Linked DNA regions of Homo sapiens: region 1 is linked to region 2. A link is a contact called in ENCODE Hi-C or POLR2A ChIA-PET data. All regions are on one chromosome and are shown on one strand. The core of a region is the stretch at or near the end of the contact, and the rest is flanking DNA. Distances in the headings are between cores, read along the strand shown. Region 1 holds the start of PITX1-AS1 (PITX1 antisense RNA 1). Region 2 holds the start of WSPAR (Wnt signaling pathway activating non-coding RNA).

What was found. A loop is a pair of places that touch in the nucleus more often than their neighbours do. ChIA-PET counts read pairs that join two places held with the same protein, here RNA polymerase II (POLR2A).
Region 1: a map of OCI-LY7 shows a loop between it and region 2 (13-fold over the local background). The contact joins the promoter of PITX1-AS1 here to the promoter of WSPAR in region 2. A Hi-C loop is called at or near these places in 1 of 168 maps with a recorded cell type or tissue (OCI-LY7). POLR2A ChIA-PET finds 5 or more read pairs at or near these places in 1 of 52 experiments (A673).

What each region holds. Positions count from the first base shown.
Region 1 is chr5:135,031,903-135,034,602 of GRCh38, reverse strand. PITX1-AS1 (PITX1 antisense RNA 1) reads right to left here and starts at 1,329. Exons shown (of 6, transcript NR_161235.1): 1 at 1,063-1,329. PITX1 (paired like homeodomain 1) reads left to right here and starts at 375. Exons shown (of 3, transcript NM_002653.5): 1 at 375-890. The coding sequence starts at 722. RefSeq lists an enhancer at 859-1,491 and a silencer at 2,662-2,700.
Region 2 is chr5:133,912,325-133,915,024 of GRCh38, reverse strand. It overlaps WSPAR (Wnt signaling pathway activating non-coding RNA), which reads right to left and starts at 1,348. Exons shown (of 3, transcript NR_131252.1): 1 at 1,029-1,348; 2 at 103-250.

The sequences.
Region 1 (2,700 bases), core at 80-2,579, 1.1 Mb before region 2:
GATTCTAGGCGAAACAAGTCATTTGAGGCCTGAGGTGTGCACGAGCCGCCCGGGACTCGCAGGCCAGATGCGTTTCTTTTGTGAGGCCGAGGGAGAACTCGGTGTGTCACCGGGGAAGGAGGGAGAGGCGCGGCGAGGCCGCGGGGGGCGGGGAGGCGGCGGGAAGGTGGCTGCGGAGGGGGAGGGCGCGGGCGAGGCAGGGAGGGAGGGAGGGCGGCAGTGAGGGCGCGGCGGCGCGGGCGGCTTGGGGCTGGATTCCGCCCGCGCTCCCTCGCTCGCTCGCTCCCTCCCCAGCCCCCTCCCACCCAGGCCCACCCCACCCAGCACCCCTGGCGCAGGGACTGCTGGAACCTGGCTGTGCGCGCTGTCGCTTTAAGACAGACTCTGCCGGCGCCGTCCGGAGCCTTAGAAACCGGCCCCGGATCGCGAGCCGGAGCCGGAGCCGGAGCCGGGGCCGGCCGGGCTGCTGAGGCCCGAGCGGCAGGAGCGCAGCGCGGAGCGCTGAGCCAGGCGCCCAGTCGCGAGAAGCTGCCGCCGCCTCTGCCCGCCCGGCGCCGCAGCCCCGGGCGGTCCATGGGGCGGGCACGGCGTCGCTGCAGGCGCCGGCAGCCCTGGAGGGCAGCCGCTTAGGCGCTGCGCTCTTGTCCCCGCAGGTCGCAGCCAGGGCGGCGGGGCGCGCCCAGCCCCGGCCCCTGGAGCGCCCGCCGCGGTCCCCACCTCCATGGACGCCTTCAAGGGGGGCATGAGCCTGGAGCGGCTGCCGGAGGGGCTCCGGCCGCCGCCGCCGCCACCCCATGACATGGGGCCCGCCTTCCACCTGGCCCGGCCCGCCGACCCCCGCGAGCCGCTCGAGAACTCCGCCAGCGAGTCGTCTGACACGGAGCTGCCAGGTAAGCGCCGTTCCCCGCGCGGCGCGCACAGAGCCTACCCGGGCGCGGAGCACGGGGAGCTGGGAGCAGGGCCTGACGCCCGCGCCGCGCAACCAAGCTCCCTCTCCGCCCCAGAAGCGTCAGGAGCTTTCTTTTTCCCGTTCTCGACCTGACGGTGAACGCGGAAACTTACGCACACGCGAAGGCACTTCCACGCGGTCCCCACGCGCCAAGAGACTGGCAGATGCACGAGCCTACAGCTGGAGGGTTGGACTGACAGCCCCTCTTGATCAGGAGTAAATAGAACGGGAAAGAATTTGATTTGCGCAACTGGGCGCTAAGGAGCGGCTCGGACGAAGGGAGAGGAGGAGACCGAGAAAGGAAGAGGGGTGACGGGCGAGAGAACGCACTCAGAGAGACAGAGAGGGAGGTTAACACCGTGACAGTAGGCGACAGAATGAAAGAGACCAAAGAGAAGGGGCGGGCGGGAAGGGTAAACGGGGGGAGAGGGGTCATCAAGTAGAAGGGAGACACAGAGGACGGTGAGGGCGAGCGGGCCAACAGGCGCGGCCGGACTCCCAGCAAGGCCAGCCGGAACGCCGATCAAGGGATCCGGCCCACGTGCGCGGCCGAAGCCCGGAGCAGCCCGGCTCTGGCCCCCGCCCCGGCTCCTGCGCGTCTCCCTCCGCGCTGCCTTTTTTTGTCCGAGCTGGAGCTTTTTTCCAGCAGCGAACTGGGCCCGCGGGTGGCCGGCGCGGGCAGTGGGGCAGCGAATCCGCTGCCCAGCGCAGCCGGCCGGGTTCCGGAGGGGCTCCGAGCTCCCCGGTGTGGGCGCCTCTTCTGCGTTCATTTCTTAATACACAGCTGAATGTTTCTCTCCACTTTCTTAGTATCTGTTTCTCTTTTGCATCCCTAAGTGATTTTTCTGAGAGGTTGTTTGCTTGGTTAAAACATAATCAACGCTGAACTCTACTTTTGTTTTCAAAAGTTTTAAGCGCGGTCTTTGGTTGGTTTTATTTTTAAAACCTAGAGAGATATATAATCGTATATTGATTTTTTTGAACCAAATCTATGAGGATGAATTAATTTTAACTGTATCTTTCGATTCTGAAAGAATTAACGTACGAAGTGTAGGTCTGGAATTTAAAATATCTACATGCAACATTATTCTTCCGGAGATTTTAAAAAGTCAATCCAAAATGGCGCGTTTCTCCGGAATTTTCTCAAAATCCATTTACAGTGGTGTTATTTGGGGAATTTAAATTATCTAACTATAATGTGTTTCTCTGGGATTTAAAAATTATCTCTACAAGGGCCTTATTGGGAAGGAGTTAAAAATCTATCTACAACGGTACATTATTTTTTTAAATCCCAGAGAAATAAATGCTTCTGTCAACCTGGAGTTTATACACTTACAGCTCTGTATTTAGTTAGGGGTGTGTTTGTACGGAGCTTTCTGGCTTCTTAATTTACATTTGCTCTGTGTTTCTTCCTGTCTGATTTTGAGAATTTGTGGCCCTTTCAGTGTCTTTAGGCATAGAGCTGTGAGCTTTTCTGGGCTTCTGTGTTTTGTTTTTAAACTCTTTTTCTTTATGTATTAATGTTTCTATGACTGCGTGTGTTTTGTGTAGCTTCAAAGAGAGACAGACTAAAGCCCGAGGTCACCTAGACAGAGTCTGTCTGTCTGGGCTGCAGTTGGTGGGGTTTTCTAGGCTTTGGGACTGGAGGCCTGGAAGCAAGGCCGAGAACCCGGCTGTGTTGTGCCTGCCCAGTGGGGCTCCCATACACCCCTGAGGAGAAGAAAGTGGAGGGACTTTAGGCTGGAGAGATC
Region 2 (2,700 bases), core at 99-2,598:
AAACTCCTGTATAATCATAATGCCATGATTATACCTAACAAAGTTAACAGTTTCCTGACACCATCTAATACCTTGCCTGTGTTCAAATTTACCCAAACGTGCCTTATAGAAAAGGTTCTTCAGACTGGTGTCCATCAGGGACCAAGCTTTGCATTTGGTTGTTGCCCATGACCATCGGAGGAGCCCAGCAGTCAGGGTCAGTGACTCCTCTAGTCCTGTGGGGTGAAGATGTTTGGATGTGGCTGCAGGACTAAAAGGATAATTATTCATTACTGAGAACAAGCACAAGCACATAATCATAACATTCAGGAATCCATCCCTGGTAATTTATGGCCCCAGTAGTTGAGCACTTATGTCTCTAAGTGCTTTACATCATTTATTAGATACACCCGGGAGCCCCAGCAAGAGCAAGTCAGCATGACCAGGGTTACATGCGGCAGAGCAAGAGACACGGAGTGGCCCATGCAAGGTCACCAAGCTTGTCTGGGCCTGAGTGTGGGCAGTGGCCTCTATACCCAAGGCCTGGCCCCAAGAAGCCAAAGCCCAGCCTGAGAGGGGCTTGGGCACCACCAGGCCCTGGCCAAGCATTTCCAGGCCTAGGATTAGATTTGACCTCCTTCCCTGTAGGGGAAGAAGGATATCAGCTGAAGAAGCCTGGGGACAAATATAGTTTCTCATCAGGTCATGGGCAGGACACCAAAAATCCTAAGTCAGGTCACATTTTAAATGCACGAAGGAAGTTATGCTCAAAGTCCAGCTGAATCCTTCCCCAAGGTAAAAGATCCTTTTGTTATGTGAATAATTTATCTCTAAAGTATCAGATTTCTGTGAACTGGGTTTTCTGAAACTGAGCAAAAAAACACAGGAGTTAAAAGCATGGACCTTGGAATCGAACCCCCTGGATTCCAGACTCTGCCTTCCCACAGGTGACTCACGTGCTTAATCCTCAGTTTCCCCCTCTATAAAATGGGGATTATATAACTCTACCTTATAGAGAGATTATGAGGGCCATATAAGATAATGCTTACCTTAGTGGCTGGCATATAACCAACAATGTTGGCTAGCTGTTATCATTACCAATTGTTAATTTATTAACCAGACAACCGGCCAAAATTGTACAGGAGTTAGCTCAGGTCCAAGGACTCCTAGAGGTCACTCAGGCTATACTAAAACCTGGAAGAAGTCCTCCTGGCACGATGGCCACAAGCTTGGGTTCCTGGTGGGATGGGGATGTCAGAACAGGAGAGGGGAGCTTAGGCTTGGGAGGGTGTCTGGGGCTGGTCTAGGCATCATCCATCACCAAGAAGAATCCCAAACGTAGATCTTATCCAAAGTTCAGCCAGGATGGAGACTTTGTCATGCTATTTAATCTCCTTGTAGTGTTAGTTTCCTTGTCTGTCAGATGAGGATAGTAATGTCCACCTCCCAGCGTGGTGACGACAGAATGGAATTTAGTGTAGAAGTTCTTTGCCCAGGGATTGGCATTAAGTACTCTGAGGTAGCTGCTCTAGGTGCTGACCTGAATCTTAACTCTCCCTGAGGGGTTAAGAGATGGTGGCTGCCACCAGGAGCAGTGACGCTGTAGTGTCCTGACATCCTTCACCAGGTCCAGGGCCCGTCTGGCCATTCCCATCTCCACATTCCAGGTCAGGAGTGGCGAATTCTTGTTGGAGAGTCCTCCTGCTGGGGTGAGTGGACTCCTGGCTCCAGGCGCTCCCTGCTGCAGAGTTCCCTCTCTCTGGAGCAGTTCAGTATGTTCCTGCTTGGAATTCACAGCGGGCTGCCTCTGCTCCCCCACCGCATTATTTTTCGAAGCAATGATCCAATGAAGCAATTACTATTCCAATCGGGATGGAGATCTCTGCAACCCACAGCCAAGCATGGCCTCTGTGGCGTCTGTTACTCTCCTTATCTCTCCCCGGGCCTCCAAAGACCATCTCCATTTTCATGCCCATGGACGATTTATAACAGCTGCAACAGCAAGGCCAGGATCCCCTCTGAGCAGAAACTTTTCTTAAGAAAAGGGGTTCCGCATTACCCCACGCATCTTTGTGAAGAAGCCTTTGATTCCACCTGTCCTGTTTGGATTCTGAGTGTTTTTTCTTCTTTGGAAAGTAAACTTAATTACAATTACGTTTTGGCTGGGCCTGGTGGCTCACGCCTGTAATCCCAGCACTTTGGGAGGCCGAGGCAGGCAGATCACAAGGTCAGGAGATCGAGACCATCCTGGCTAACATGGTGAAACCCCGTCTCTACTAAAAATACAAAAAATTAGCCGGGCATGGTGGTGGGCACCTGTAGTCCCAGCTACTCGGGAGGCTGAGGCAGGAGAATGGTGTGAACCTGGGAGGCAGAGCTTACAGTGAGCCAAGTTTGCGCCACTGCATTCCAGCCTGGGCAACAGAGCAGGACTCCTTCTCAAAAAAAAATTTTTCATTTTTCATTTTTTGAGACAAGGTTTTTCTATGTTGCCCAGGCTGGAGTACAGTGGCACCACCATGGCTTACTGCACCCTCGACCTCCTGGGCTTAAGCGACCCTCCCACGTCAGCCACCTGAGTAGCTGGGATGACAGGCACATGCCACCATACTCGCTTAATTTTTAAAAACTTTTTGTGGAGACAAGGTTTCACTATGTTGCCCAGGCTGGTTTCGAACTCCTCGGCTCAAGAGATTCTCCCACCTGGACCTCCCAAAGTTC